Regions from separate parts of the Mus musculus genome. Here region 2 is linked to region 1. A link is a loop called in an ENCODE intact Hi-C map of the cell type or tissue named here. Cell type or tissue: gastrocnemius. All regions are shown on one strand. Region 1 overlaps Slc15a1 (solute carrier family 15 (oligopeptide transporter), member 1). Region 2 overlaps Dock9 (dedicator of cytokinesis 9).

Region 1 (8,000 bases):
CCTGAAGCACGGACTTCATGTTAGACGGAGCCTGTGGAAGCAATGCAGAATGCATTACAACCTGGATTCCCACTTCAAGCCAGGAGAATGCCACCCACCCACCCACCCACCAGCTCACTTTGCTGAGCACCCCTGAAGTGCAGGTTAGAGGTCAGCTTTGGTTGGGTTTAGTCAGGAATTGCACTCCCATAGGCCAGCACTTGGGAGGTTGAGGCACAAAGATACTTGAGGACACCCTCAGCTCCTTAGCTTGGCCCTGCTCTCAGTTTAAATATGCGGATAAGTCCATAGAGAGCAGAGGTCTCTCTCTCTGATGGTTGATATACGGAGGACGGAACGCTCTTGATGAGACAGGGAGCATTCCTGAGGCAGAGGCCCCCCTCTCTCCACATACTTACAGTGTTACCTTAGTAACACAGGCAGATCTACCCGTGCATGGATTTTGCCTCACAAGTTTCTTGGCAGAGGCATGCTCTCCCCAAAGGAAGACTACTGTGTGTGCTCCTCTGTAGCATCCCTGCTGTGACCCCCATATTCCTTCCTCAAGTTCTTCCCTGCCCAACACAGCACTGCCTTTGTCAGACAGTGTGGTCCTCACAGAAGGAGATAACCAGCCTGTGCTAACTACTACAGATGCTGAAAAAGAACATGGCCAGGATGCAATGGTTTTAGCTTGCTTCCTTCCTTCCTTTCTTTCTTTCTTTCTTTCTTTCTTTCTTTCTTTCTTTCTTTCTTTCTTTCTCTCTCTCTCTCTCTCTCTCTCTCTCTCTCTCTCTCTCTCTCTCTCTCTCTTTCTTTCTTTCTTTCTTCAAACATTTTAGACATTAAAGCTCTAGTTGGAGTACCAATAAAATTTGTCTAATTAACCTAATAAACTTACAAGCAAAAACAAAACCAAAAACCAAACCAAAATGTTTTTTTTCTGAAGTAGGGTGTTACATGTCCCAGCTGACCTCAGATTCACTATGTAGCCAAGGATGACCTTGAACTGGTTTTCCTGCCTTGACCTCCCCAGTGCAGGGGTCACAGGAGTTCATCACCACACCTGGTTCATACAGTGCTGGGGATTGAACCCATGGCCTGGTGCAAGCTAAACCAGTACTGTCAACTGAGCTGTATCTCTAGCCTTAAAAATAGGGTGTTACACTTGTTCTTAGCAGTAGATCTGATTGAATGATGTCACTGGGAGTCAAAGAGAGATGCCTACTGGACCTTACATATAACTGGAACACAGTCAAGTACTTAGAGGCCTAGATACTGCCTTTGGGATATTATAAAATACAGACTCTGCAGCTATGACCCTGGCAGCAGACCTTGGTGTGCTGAACCTTTAGACTCTAGTCTTGTACCTAGTCTAGTGTGATTCTATATATCTATATATCTTTATCTATAGAGGTAGTAGGTATATAGATATCTGCTATCTATTTATATCTATATAGATACTATACATCTATATATAGATAGCTACTATCTATACTATCTATATAGATATACAAGATTGACAGTGTAATATATATATATGTGTGTGTGTGTGTATACATATATTTTATATATATATATATATATATATATATATATATATGCTATATTCCCACTGAGTAGAGACCTTATTAATCTCATAGTCCTTGATCTGTGGAAGATACCTGTGGTTATTTGAATGAGAAATGTTCTAGGTAAGATTGGGCATTGGTGTACACTTTTTTTTTTTTTTTTTTTTTTGGTTTTTTGAGACAGGGTTTCTCTGTGTAGCCCTGGCTGTCCTGGAACTCACTCTGTAGACCAGGCTGGCCTCAAACTCAGAAATTCTCCTGCCTCTGCCTCCCAAGTGCTGGGATTAAAGGTGTGCTCCACCACGCCCGGCCTGCATTGGTACACTTAGCCTTGCTGGAGGAAGCATGTCCCTGGAGGTGGGCTCTTAGAGTTTAAAACCTTGAGCCACTCCCAGCTCACTCTCTCTGCTTTGTGCCTGTGGTCCAGGATGTGCACTCCCAGCCTCTGCTCTGGCCACCACACCTGCCTATTGCTTATCTCACTGCCATGATGGACTCTGGTCAGAACCATAAGCCAGAGTAAACTTTTATTTGTATCAGCTGCTTTTGGCCTTGGTTTCTTATCACAGCAGGAGAAAGTATCCATGATGCTTAGAAGAAGAAGAAAAAAAACATAAACAAGCCATAAGTGGTGGTGCATGCCTACTATTCTAGTGCTGAGACAGGAAGATGGTGAGTTGGAGGCCTGCATGGGCTACGTACTAAGATCCTGTCTTATAGAATGAACAAAACAAAAGGACCTCTAAGCATACACATATCCCAGATTCAAATCATGGCCATCAGGGAGGAAGGAACAAGAAACTAGAAACCTGGGAATAAGAGAACTCCAGTCCTGTGACAGAGAAGACCACCTCGCCGCAGGTGAGAAGGAAGTACTGTGGGATCTGCAGAGCCATGTTCACAGTGTTGGGTGGGATGTCTTCAAATTCCTTCACTTCCAGGCAGCCATCACTCTGGACCATCAAAGCACCCAGCAGGCCGTCGAGAGAGACGCAGAGATACACTTTAGAATAACAACCGTTCATATGGACACACTGAGCTGACCTTCTAAGGCTAAACAGGTGATCTACGTAGTCGCTGCCCATTTTAAACGTAACTGCTTGGTGCTGGGAGCTTGCCAGCTAAAACCCTGGTCGTCACTCAGTCCTGAAGTCACACGACCCAGAGGGAGGCATCAAATGCTGGCCAACAGGAACTAAGCCTGCTGAGAGATCCGGTGAGATGGCTCAGCAGAGAAAGGCGCTTGCCACCAAGTCTGACAACCTGAGTTTGATCCCTGAGACTCACACAGTGGAAAGAGAGAGCAATCTCCTATAGGTTGTTCTCTGAATCCCACCCCGCTACACACACACACACACACACACGCACACACGCACACACGCACACACGCACACACGCACACACGCACACACGCACACACGCACACACACACACACACACACGCACGCACATGCACAAACACACACATACACTAAAACAAAGAATTAGCGGTGGGGGCTGGTGAGATGGCTCAGCGGTTAAGAGCACTGACTGCTCTTCCGGAGGTCCTGAGTTCAAATCCCAGCAACCACATGGTGGCTCACAACCATAATGAGATCTGAAGGCAGCTACAGTGTACTTATGTATAATAAATAAATAAAATCTTAAAAAAAAAAAAGAATTAGCGGTGAGTTGGGTTAGTTCTAAGACCATCTACAGATCCTAATTCCTCTAGCTAACCATGAGCTCGCCTTGCATGACTGAGGATTCAGGGAGGTTGAACAGGCTGGGGTGGGGTGAGCTACTAACCGCCCTTCGGATCACGTAGGTATACGCGCTGCCAAAGTCAAGGTTGGAAGATTTAAAATCAGTTAGACAGGTTGGTGCCACCGCCGTGGTGTTTATTGTGTACTGCTTTCTATTAAAAAAAGAAGAAGAAGAAGAACAGGGGTTATGGTTCTTGGTGTTAAAATCTCCATTTTTTTTCTTAAGAAAAAGATGAGATGGGCTTGGATTTGGGAGCAAGTTGCCCAGTAAAGGTACTCACTCGCCAGAAGGGAAGAACTGGTAGCCGCTGGCGTTGTGACTGGTGACATTTTCATATACTTTCCCACTCATTTTGATGGTGACCATCTCGTTAAGGGTGTTGACAAACCTGGAACAAAAAGCCATCTGTCTTTAACCAAATCATGGAATAGTTTATCCTAGCTCACGCATGCACACGGGAGATTCTTAGGGTCTAGAGGCAAAATTAGCTACCTTACAGTTGTTCCTGTCCACCCACTCATGAGGCACGCCCTTAAAATAATTTATCTACGAGAATTTATCCATGCCGAGAGCTCAGAAGTGCTGCCTAGTCTCCTGGTATTTAGGGGAATCCACTAGGTAGTCATAGAAACAGATACTGACTGATTTCAAAGTACAAAGTACTTACAAAGCTTCCCTTGGGAAGAGAGAACCTGCCATTTTGGTTACCTCCAAGAGCTTGGGGCAGAGAATGGATATAAGATCTGAGAGAAAGAAGCTAGCTAACCCAGTGAGAAGAGACTGTCCTGAGTCACTGCCCTTCGATGGGGGAGAGCTGTGTGGCTCTGGAGTGGTGCCCGTCAGCATCTGCTGGAATGCAGAGAGGAATGGGTACCGGAAAGGCCTTGGCCCTCATCCCAAGGCTTCTAGCCTTGGCAAGTCCCCTTGCTTAATCCTCAGGAGGAGGTAAGTGAGCTGCCTGTCTTCCTAGTACTATACAGAACGTCATGGAACAGATGGCACAGGTGTTTCCTTACATGCTCTGTGATGTAGAAGACCCTGAAGTTCTTATACTGCTCTAAGGATGAACATGTTGCTGCCCTAAGGGAGATCAGCTGTTTGTATTGCCCACCAAATAGGTAGGTGACAGATTATATCAGATTGTCCAATACGTAGAACAAGAAGCAATAATGATGAACAGCTAAGTACTATAAAGAAAACTCTATCTCTAAAACACAGGGCCAGTTTTACCAGCTCCATAGTGTTGCAGATTGGTTCTAATGCTATTTGTGTTAATTTGGCTCTCAAAATCACACCGGAATCTGCACTAAGACACTGAGAGTCCCTGCCCCCAGTTGGCTCTAATTGGTAAATAAAGTTGTCATTGGCCAATGGCTGGGCAGGGAGTTGGAGGCAGGACATTAGATTTCCTGGGCAAGGGACCATGAGAAGAAGGTTTTAGAATCACCATGCCAAGAAAGAAATAGGATGCAGGCATGAGAGCTGTGTAAGACAGAGAAACAGCCTTGTCAGAGTTGGGGAAGTGCAGCTCCAGGGGCCACTCCAATGATTGACGGGGTCTGGGGGAGCAGAGATGAAATATAGATTTTAGTAAGCAATAATTCAGGAATATTGGAGGGTAGTCACTAGCAACATGAAGGTTTGGAAGTGCCCAGTAATTGCTGTTTAAGGCATTTTAAAATAGAAGGTTGTGTGTGTGTGTGTGTGTGTGTGTGGTGTGTCTTTCTGGAATCCAGAGCACTTTGGCTGGCGGGAGGGGAGAAGGTGTGTGCATCTGCTAGGGAGTTCATAGTGGATTAACATATTACTGTTTCATCATGCACATATTAATTGATAGAATGGTCTATATACACACAAATAATTTTTAAAGGACACCATATCAACATTTAATTTAGTTAATTGGGTGTGTGCGTGTGTGTGCGTGTGTGTGTGTGTGTGTGTGTGTGTGTGTGTGTGTGTGCATGCAGGTGCCCTCAGAGGCCAGAAGAGGGCATCAGATGCCTTGGAACTGGAGTTAGGAGGCTGAGTTGCTTGACTTGGGTTCTAGGAACCTCACTGAGGTCTTCAGCCGGAGTCGGTACGCAGTCTTAACTCTTGAGCTGGCTTTTTAGCCCCATGGGTACTATATTCATATATAGTGGATGTAGATTCAACATATTTTTACCGAATTTGATTTAAAAAAAAAAGGACCACTTCCATGGAGAAACTACATACATGCAAAGAAATAGGTAAAAATACAGACTACAGTCATTAAAAACAACAACAACAACAACTAAGAATAACCTAAATTTCCTTGAATAGAGATGGGTAGAAAAATTATGGTGTATCTATACATAAGAAGACTTCAGTGTAGTCAAGGGAACAGACAGGAGTTGCAGATGTAAATTTAGTCAAATATAGATCGGACACATGCTATATAATGTGATTTATAGCATTATTACAGAACAACATATGCCTGCCACAATTCACTTTTATATTATTCTCTTTAAAAGCATGCTAAGAAGCACACTGTCTATGGAGATGTAACAAATAGTGACACACAGTGCTAAAATGCAGTGGAAAACAAGGTTAAATTATCAACCGATTTTAAAAAGATATTTATTTATTTTTGTTTTTCCAAGACAGGGTTTCTCTGTGTAGCCCCGACTGTCCTGGAACTCACTCTGTAGACCAGGCTGGCCTCGAACTCAAGAGATCGGCCTGCCACTGCCTCCCAAGTGCTGGGATTAAAGGTATGTGCCACCACCATCTGACCTTACTTTATTATTTTATCTATGTGTGTGTGCCTGTGTGTGTGCATGGCACACATGTGTGGATGTTGGCAGCCACCTGCTGTGGGTTTTGGGACTGGGCTCAGCACCTTCACCGGGGCAGGAAGTGCGCTTGACAATGGCTGAGCTGTCTCTTCAGTCCCTCAACCTATTTTTGATTAAAGGCTTGCCTATTTAAAAGAGAAAGATGACAAGCTAGCGCTGGACATGGTGGCTCACACCTTTAATCCCAGCACTTGGGAGGCAGAGGCAGGCGAATTTCTGAGTTCGAGTCCAGCCTGGTCTACAGAGTGAGTTCCAGGACAACCAGGGCTACACAGAGAAACCCTGTCTTAAAAAAAAAAAAAAAAGACAAGCTAGCAATTTAACCCTTTCAATTGACTGATAGTGTAATACAAAGGGTTATTTGCTTGGAATTTTGTATGTCCTTCCTTTAATTTACACCTTCGTCAGAAAGTCTGATTTTGTGGAGGCTTTGAAGTCTGCTCATCAGTCTCTCTTTCAAGAACTTCCTCTTTAGTGTTGTCTTCAGGCACTAGGGAAATAATTGAATCCTTTGGCTCTGTCATTGGATTTGGTGTTGCTAGTCAATAGAAAAGCAATTCTGACCTGCCTATTTCCATATTCACGGTGGGAGGGGTCAACATGTCCCCAATGCCACTCATCTCTTTCCTCAATATTCTATCAAAGATTTTTAGGGGGTGAAGCGATAACTCAGTCAGTAGAACCCCTCCCTTAAAAGCAGGAGCACCCCGGTTCAATCTTTAGCACACTTTTAACCTTAAAGCATTGGGGGCAGAGACAGACGTAACCCCAGGGGGCTCACTGGTCAGCTCTCCTGATGAGCACATCCCAGGTGCCATGAGCTGCTCTGTCTTAGGAAACAGCGTGGATCTCTGAAGAACAGCACGTGAGAGTTGACTTCTGGGAGCTACACGCATGCACAACGCACGTGCATGCACACGCACACACACACACACACACACACACACACACACACACACACACAGCTTTTAAACACTAGTGAGATTTCTCAACAGTTAAAGTTGGATGTTGCTAAGCCTGATGACTTGAGTTTGATCCCTGGAGCCCATGGGTGAGAGGAGAGAGGTGACTCCTCTAAGTTGCATGCCCACACACATACAAATACACACATGCTAAATAAATAATTAGCTTTTCAAAGTTTGGCAGGCAAATTGGCTTAGTAGTGAAAGGTACCTGCTGCCAAGTCTAATGTCCATGAGTACCTACCTGTGTAAGATGAAATCAGTTCCTGAAACTGTCTTCTGACCTCCACACTCACACATAACACACACACACACAAACAAATAGCCTAAATACCATGACTTTCCAGCATTGGGGAATATTTATAAAGAAATGAAAATATTGTTCTGAGAACAAAATGAAACCCCAGAGATGCTTCTATTTCAGTGTCAAATACAAGGCACAAGGGGTGTGTGTGTGTGTGTCTGTGTGTGTGTGTCTGTGTGTGTGTGTAGTGCATGCACATGTCTTGTACAGGACAAGACGGGCAATTACTAATATCCAAAAGAAGTACTATGGACTGAGCTGTACCCTTGAAACTCACCATGACACCTCAAAACGAGGCTTTCTTTGGAGAAAAGGCCTCAGGAAGGAAAAGAAGCTGTTGGGTGGGGGTGGGGGTGGGGGTGGGGGTGGGGGTGGGGGCGGGGGCGGGGGTGGGGGTGGGGGCGGGGGTGGGGGTGGGGGACTTAACCTGACATGACTGATTGGTGTCCTTACATGAAGAGATTAGGATGCAGACACACAGAGAGTAAAAGATGGCTATCAACAATCAACCAAGGAGGAAGGCCTCCAGAAGAGACCAGTCTTCAGGGGACCTTGATCTTGGACCTCCAGCCAGAGGAACTAGGAGGTCATAAATTCCTGTTTAACAGCATCACCAGGCCAT
Region 2 (8,000 bases), 110 kb after region 1:
CTCTGGACAGGTGGGATCTATTGCCTAATAAAACAATAGCCAATATGCTGGCGATAGTCAATTCTTCTAAAACAAGGGGCCAGCTCCATTTTCCATCCATCAATGAAGTTATGAAGATGAATGTTGGCCAGCTTCTAAGGAAAATTCATAGCTCAATTCCTGCAAGCCTCTAGCTACATTCACATCATCCAATTAATATACAGCCTTGATTTATATGTGTTTCTCTTAAAGACACCCAATGGAACATGCTCCGTTGGTCACTCTCATTAAATTCACGCTCACCAGCCCCAGAACAGTGTTCTTCTACCTAGGGACCACAGACATCAAGGAATACTTACTACTGGGGCCTGTCTAAGCAGAACAGCCACCCACCAAAACCCACACCAATGTAGAGAACACAGTATTATCCAAACTATGAAAGAGATGGAAACCTTCTCATAGTACAAGAGCTGAAGAAGGGCAGACTACCACCGGTACTGATTTGGGGTTACGCAGAGGTGAATAGAAAGGATAAACTCTTTTCTGCCTTCTCATCTAGAGTTCCTCTTAGCCCTGAAATGGACACATCAACATGGCTGATCTTCTGACTCCTAGGCTGAGATGGGTCCCAGTTAAAGCTCATATTTCTATCTCCCCCTCTCCTCCTTTAACTTAAAGGGGCGAGATGTAGGCTGCTGTGAACCTAGAGGACACCATATGTGATGGCTCACATTATATCAGTGCAGCACAGTTAATGTCATCTGAGACAGGGGAATCTCAATCAAGGATTCTCCTCCATAAGATCAAGCTGTAGACAAGACTGTAGGACATTTTCTTGGTGATTGATATGGGAGGACCCAGTCTGTTATGGTTGATACCATTCCTGGGCTGGTGGTTCTTGGATCTATAAAAAGCAGGCTAAGCAAGCCATGGGGAGCAAGCCAGTTGGTGGTACCCCTCCATGGCCTCTGCATCAGTATCTGCTTCTCGATTCCTGTCATGACTTCCTTTGATGATAAAATGTGATGTGGAACTGTAAGTAAAATAAACCCTTTGCTCCCCTAGTTTTGCTTTTGGTCACAGTGTTTCAGCACAGCCACAGATATTGGTACCAGGAGGGAGGTATTGCTGTGATAGATCTGACCATGTTGTTTTTGGAAGGATTCTGGAAAGACTTTGGAACTTTGGGCTCAAAAAAAGTGTTTAGAGCTTAGCGAGTTCGTGCAGGAACTAAGAAGATAAACTTGGGGGGCAGTACAGACAAGGGAGGCCTGGCTTGTGACCTTTCAGAGGAAAGCAAAGACTACACTGAGCCACTTGTGTGATATTTTGCACACATCCGTGGCTTCTGGTCAGCTGGGGTTGAAGAATCTGCTGTGATTAACAGGAGACCAGAACCGCTAAAGCAAAACCCTTGCTTCGCTGGGACAAACAAACTCTAAGAAGTGTTTCCTCAGGGTCAGCACACAGAAGCTGTGTTCCAGAGGGGCCAAGGCTGAGTCTCGTGCTGGCAGCTGAACTTGGTAGCCTAAGACTCTCCCAGGTGGTGCTGGCTCTGATGGCATGAAAGGGTCATGGAGAAGAGCTGGCACTTTCCTTGGTTTTCCTATCTGTACTTTTTAAAAAAATTTTTTGAGACAGGATTTTTCTCATTCTACAGTCACCTTGAGATTGCAGCAATCCTCTTGGCTTGCTGCTTGGTGCTGGGACTGCAGGTGCACGTCTTGGCCACCAGGCTTGGCTTCCATTTTGAATTTCTAAAGTCTCTTTATTAGAGTTTTTTCCACTTTTCCAAATGTACAGCCTCTACCCGACAGGATCCTGTTATTGCATCAGTCACGAAGGGGGTGATCTCAAGGTTACAGGAGTCCAGTATAATTCTGGTACCTTTGGGAACTCAGAATCTTCAGCCTAGCAGGTGCAAGCCTAACTTCTTAGCATGCACTGAGAACGAGAACCGGATACTTTGGTATAATCAGTAGTTAGGCACCTGGAAGTCACTCTGTGGTTTCACCAGGAAGGAGAGATGAGCCAAGCACTCCCTGGGTGGGTCTCAGGCCTGCTGCTAAGACAACTGTGCACATTTAGGTAGCTCCCTGACTGTCATATTAGGGCACTGACGGCATTTACTCATATCAACCTGTGAGGATTTAAAGGGCTATGATTTTTATTACTGGGTCACAGGCTTCTTTCCTGTCAGCTCTCATAATTCCTTCCTCTTAGGTAGAAATTGTTCACCTCACAGACTGTTTCCCTTGAGACATCCAAGCAACCATCCTGAAGACCAATATGGCAGTTTCTGTTTTCCTGTCACTGAGAACTGGTTACTTCCTGTTATTTTGAATCTTGACAGTAGGACTTTATGGCCCCGCAGTGTCTCATCCGAACCATTACAGACTTTCATGCTCTATGGACCTTGTTAAAGATTTACCCACTTTATGCTTCAAGGACAGGGTGGCTCAGCCATATTCTGAAAACAGCTGATAAAATGGCCTTTGTTGCACGCTCAGGTCTTACTCAGAGGTAGTGCCACCCATAGGTTTCTCCAAGGGATGTATGCACTTGACCTCAGAGGCTCACAAAAACTACCTCAGTCTGTGACTTGATCAGACGTGCACACGTGAGCTTCATGTCATCCTGCAGGGCAGGGTACTGGAAACTAGACTTTCAAATCCTTAACTGATCCTAGCATTCCTGTGTTCCTTACCTAATTCCAAATAAAGTTTTGAGCTCCAGAGGAGCCTGGCCCCAGGGCTGATGGGCTCAACCAAAGAGAAAGCACGGACATGCCTTCTCTCAAAGAAACCAGTCAAAACAAAAAACCAACCAACCAACCAATCAATCAATCAATCAATCAAAAAATCCAAACTACCATCTGTCCAGGCATTTCATGGTGCAAGAATGGAGTAATCAGTATGGACTTAACAACTTATGTTCCCCCCAGGATAATTAGAAAATTCCACCTACCATGATTAAACCTAATTTAACAGTATTCCTTTTTAAAGATTTATTTCTGTGTGTGTCTTTGTGTATGTGTCTGAGTGTATATACTCATGAGTGCACGCGTGTACAGACACCAGAAGAGGGCATTGGATCCCTTAGAGCTGAGTTACAGGTGGTTGTGAGCTGCCAAGTGTGGGTGCAAGGAATTCAACTCGGGCCCTTACAACTCAGCAGCAAGCGCTCTAGCGCTCTTAATGGCCGAGTTGTCTCTCAGGCCCCACTTTAATTTTTTTTTTTTGGTTTTTCGAGACAGGGTTTCTCTGTATAACCCTGGCTGTCCTGGAACTCACTTTGTCGAATAGGCTGACCTCAAACTCAGAAATCTGCCTGCCTCTGCCTCCTGAGTGCTGGGATTAAAGGCGTGTGCCACCATGCCCAGCTCTTAGCCTTAAATCTTGACAACCATTTGAGACTAGACAATTTACAACAGCAGTTGTTAAACTTTTGCCCTGAAGAGCCTCTTTATATATTTTGTTTGCTTTTACGTTTTTGAGACAAGAGTCTCTCTACTTAGCCACCTGATGAAGCCTGGGTCCTGTGTAAGAGGAGTAAGCGCTCATAACTCCCGAGCCTTCTCTCCAGTTCTCCCTTACACAGCTTATGTTTTACTTAAGACCTCAAAGAACTTTCAATTATTGACAGTTCCTGGAGCCTCCACCTTCTTCCTCGGTCTGTCATGTTTGTTGGTGTATTGAAGGAATCCAGCATCAGACCTGTGCTCAGTCAGGGCCTCACAGACTTCCTCAGAGGACTCAGGAGCACATTTTAAGAAATGGGTCCACAGACTGGTTTATGTCATAGGAGATATTTGTCTGTGGACCCTTCTCACCGGCATAAAAACAATCAGAGCTGTAATGCTGCCCGTCTGCACACACAGTCTCCAAGTAAAGAAATCACAGTTCAAACCATGGAGGCAGACATCAGTATGAAGCCTCTCTCTGCTGTTGTTTTCTCTCCAAATGAACACATAGGTAACTTTACCTTTCTCCTGAAAAGAGAGCAGAACTAAAAGGATCTCTCTTTCACTCCACCCTGGGTTTGTAAGGAGGGAGGGAGACACAAGTACACACGGGTGCACATAGGCGCACACAGGTGCACACAGGTACATACAGTGCACACAGGTATGCACACAGGTATGCACACAGGTAATACAGGTATATACAGGTACACACAGGTGCACACAGGTGTACACAGGTGCCACAAGTGCGTCCCTGCAGCGGAGATTCCCAGAAGAGAGACTGTAGCTAATGCAAGCGGAAAACTGGCATTTGTTCATGTTCCCAGTTTAATATCAAAACCATCTCCTTCTACAGAAGTGGTCACACTGCTGCCCTGTTTTGTGAGGAAGCTTACAGAAAATGCTGGGTTTTTAGTCTCTATGGAGGTGAACTAAGGTGGCCCTGGGCCCCAGCTCTGCATGTCTGCCAGGGAGGAGGTGCCTAGAAGTAGAGACACTGACTAAAATTAAAGGCAGAGTAAGACAGTAATGAAACTCATGATCCACAGAGATCATTGAAAGGAGGGCTGGCTAGGAAGGAAGAGGGAGCAGCCCAGCTTTGCCTGCTGGCTTTCGGCCGTCTAGAGAAGCACCGTAGGCTCAGCCTGGGCAGCGCTAGGGAGAAAGGCTCTGAACTGACACGGTGATGACATAGCCGTTTACTAGGTGATAGGATCAGGTGGGACCACCACTCTGTATGCATCCACCGTGACGGACACGTCGTGAGGTGAGAGGCCGTACTTGAGAGCCTACCTGAGCCGCAGCACTCACCTCGTTGAAATGGACGTCCTGCATGCCGACGTCTTCCATCATGGAAGCCTCTTCATCGATGTTTGGTGTGATAACCCTGAAGGCTGTGCACCCCTGTCTGAACATGCCTAGGCAGGGAGAGAGCAGAGGAGAGAGCACCATCAAGCTGAATGGACTCACGGAGGGAGCACCATCAAGCTGAATGGACTCACGGAGGGAGCACCATCAAGCTGAATGGACTCACGGAGGGAGCACCATCAAGCTGAATGGACTCACGGAGGGAGCACCATCAAGCTGAATGGACTCACGGAGGGAGCACCATCAAGCTGAATGGACTCACGGAGGGAGCACCGTCAAGCTGAATGTGGCTGGGACTCTCGGGTTCCTCCTGCCTGTGTATTTCCACATGGAGTAAACAGCTGATGTGGAAATCTATCCTGTGTGAGCCCAGCATCCACACAGGAGGCTGGGGACCAGCGTGGCCTCTCTCCAGTCATTTTCCCACACTTCACCTCCAGCCTCTCAACTCTTTCATTTTGTTACCCACCTTAATCCATTCAGCCTTCAAAAAAACTATATGCTGAATAATTATGATTGAGTCAAGCTAGTGGCAAATTAACACAGAAATGAAAACCTGATTAGGTGGAAAGATCCTTAGTCGGACACCAGGGAAACCAAAGCCAACCACTGAGACATAAGTGGCTCAAAGACAGTTGCTTCCTCCCAGTAGTCGGGCATCTCACCCATTCAGCAGGGACGACCCACAGACTGGAGCCCTCCCTCCCACCTGATGGACCTCTTCCAGGAACAGGCAGTCAAGCCTGTGAGCTGAGGGGCTGCCTTGGCTGGAGAAGCAAAAAGCAGCAGTTCTGAGCCTCAGAATCTGATACTGTTGGCTACAATGTATCAGCATTGGGGTAACTCCTTGAGATCAAGGTAGGAAATGGGACACCATCTTAAGCCAGCTCAGTTATCAGTGGTGTGACATTAGTGAGAAAGGCCTTGGATTGTTGGGCAGAGACATTTCTGCTAAACATTTGTTCAGGTTTCCAGTCAATCCCGAGTTAGTCATTTCCAGTCAGTCGTGAGTTAGCCAGAATTTCCACCATGGTGCTCACACAGCCTTGCTTTGATCTGATACGGAAAGCAAAGTTCCCACAGAAAAGCTATGATCTAGGAACCTGAGGAGACATTAACACCCCTAAAACAAAGACATGAAATCAACCACTGTGTTTTGGCCAGTGCAACAAGAACCACAAAGCTCAAAGCTCTTTCCTTTCTAGTGCCAGTCACACAGGGGTGGCAGAGAGAGACCCACAGAGCCCAGGTACAGAGGGAGAGACATGCAGACCCTCCCTCGCAGAACTGAAACACGCACACACCGCCACAGCCCTGAAGTGCCACAAGAACAGAGCAGCTGGGGACCCTCGGGAGCTGGGTGACCCTCAGGCTCACCTCCCCAGCTCTTCCTCTGGCAGGTGCTATGGCTGTAGGGGAAGGCAGGTGGTTCCCGCTGGAGTGCTAGGTCAGCTTCTAAACACAAGGAAATGTATCACCTGATAAAATGACTCGGCAGGAAATACTAAGTGATTTCCTCTCACTCCATCTCTGATGTCTGACAGCCCCATTCCACAAAATAGACACTTCATGACCTTGGCACCCGCGACTTGATAATGCTTCTTCTCACTTTGTAAGAGCACACTTCGTGAGCTTGGTCCAGGGACTAGTGTTCTTCGGTACTATGTGTGTAGACTGCCAGCTTCCCTAGACCCAGTACTACAGAACTAAATGTCACCCTGAAGGCTGCACCAGGTAACTGCTTAACCAAGCGGAACCATGAATGAACTCATGGGAGCAAGTGTATGACACACAACTGTGGAGTATCACCATCCTCCTAAGATCCCCTGCTAGCATGGTTGCCTTCTCCTGCAATAAAGTCAACAGGGTTACATTCCAGAAACTCTGTCCAACGACTTCCCCTTAGAACTGTCACTGATCAATAGTTCTGGTGAGAAAATATCCCAAGGGGAAATAAATTCATTTCAACTCATATGAGCTGGTCAGGGGCGGCCAGATGCGAAGCTTATTACGAAGCTAGGACGACATGCCATCCTCTCCATAACACGGGTGCTTTTGCTTTGCCCGGGGGTGGGGGTGGGGCAACTAAATGCTGCAACCAGGGGTAAAAAGCCAACAGTGTGTGCAGTGCCTTGCCTCCCGATCCTCCTGAATGCCCTCTTCTGGGGCCCAAGCGCGTCCTTACCTTTCCGTGTGAGATATTCTGCCACCAAGGCTGTCACGTGGACATAGCACATTGCCGCCTGGAATAAAAGACAACGACAAACAGCTCAGAACACTCGCTCAGAGCCTCATGTCTTCAGGAGGCTTGCTCTCTCCTTAGCTCCTATTAACAGCTGAGCAGCGAGACAGACGACAGGCAACTGCCAGGCTTTCCTCCTATTTACAACTGCTGTATCTTAGCGCAAAAGGCAGAACCTGCGTGCTGAGGGTCACACCACTTTTCTTTTTTTTTTCTTTTTTTTTTAAGATTTATTTATTCTAGACACTGTAGCTGTCTTCAGACACTCCATAGGAGGGCATCAGATCTCGTTACAGATGGTTGTGAGCCACCATGTGGTTGCTGGGATTTGAACTCTGGACCTTCGGAAGAGCAGTCGGTGCTCTTACTCACTGAGCCATCTCACCAGCCCCACGCCACTTTTCTTAAAGCAAGACAGTAAGTACTTAAAGAAAAAGTTTTCTTCCCAGACTCACATTTCAGCTAATAAAATTCCCTTTCAACTTAACTTATTTTTAAACACTGGTTTTTTTTTTTTGTTTGTTTTTTTGTTGTGTGTGTTTGTGAATCTGTTTGAAATTCCACCTGTATACGTGTTCAGGTGCCCGTAGATCTCTGGGTGGCTGTGTGGTGTTCAGTGTGGGTGCTGGGAACCAAACTCAGACCCTCCGGAAGAGCGGTATGCTCTTAACTGCTAGGCTATCTCTCCAGCCCATGTTCTTCCAACTTGAGCACTCAAGGCTGTACTTGTTTGTTTGTTTGTTTGTTTGTTTAAAAAAAACAATTCTAACCAAGAATCTGGGCTGGGGTGAAAGTAATGTGTGTGTTCAGCATGCCTTACCTTCAAGTTCCCCTGCCCACAGAGATCAATACTATAAATGCCCTTTAAAATGAGAAACAAATCACTCCTTTCACTAAGTTACTATCAAAAGTTATTATCAAAATCAAAGGCAAGTGTTGGAACTTAGACCA

The links. A loop is a pair of places that touch in the nucleus more often than their neighbours do. Peaks named below come from ENCODE experiments on the same cell type or tissue, not always from the same donor. Only the 100,000 strongest peaks of a DNase experiment are listed, where the experiment ranks them.
Region 2: a loop joins it to region 1, with 10 times the contacts of the local background. A loop is called at or near these places in 25 of 42 quality-filtered maps.

Annotation. Positions count from the first base shown.
Region 1 is chr14:121,462,544-121,470,543 of GRCm38, forward strand. Slc15a1 (solute carrier family 15 (oligopeptide transporter), member 1) reads right to left here. Exons shown (of 23, transcript NM_053079.2): 19 at 3,577-3,684; 20 at 3,339-3,447; 21 at 2,360-2,503; 22 at 1-31. Among named protein-coding and RNA genes, the nearest start is that of Gm33299, 9.7 kb to the left of the region's middle. In gastrocnemius, no CTCF peak of the experiment used is centred here; a DNase peak (open chromatin) is centred at 4,179.
Region 2 is chr14:121,571,163-121,579,162 of GRCm38, forward strand. It overlaps Dock9 (dedicator of cytokinesis 9), which reads right to left. Exons shown (of 54, transcript NM_001081039.1): 44 at 6,993-7,050; 45 at 6,185-6,262; 46 at 4,751-4,857. Among named protein-coding and RNA genes, the nearest start is that of Slc15a1, 70 kb to the left of the region's middle. In gastrocnemius, no CTCF peak of the experiment used is centred here; no DNase peak of the experiment used is centred here.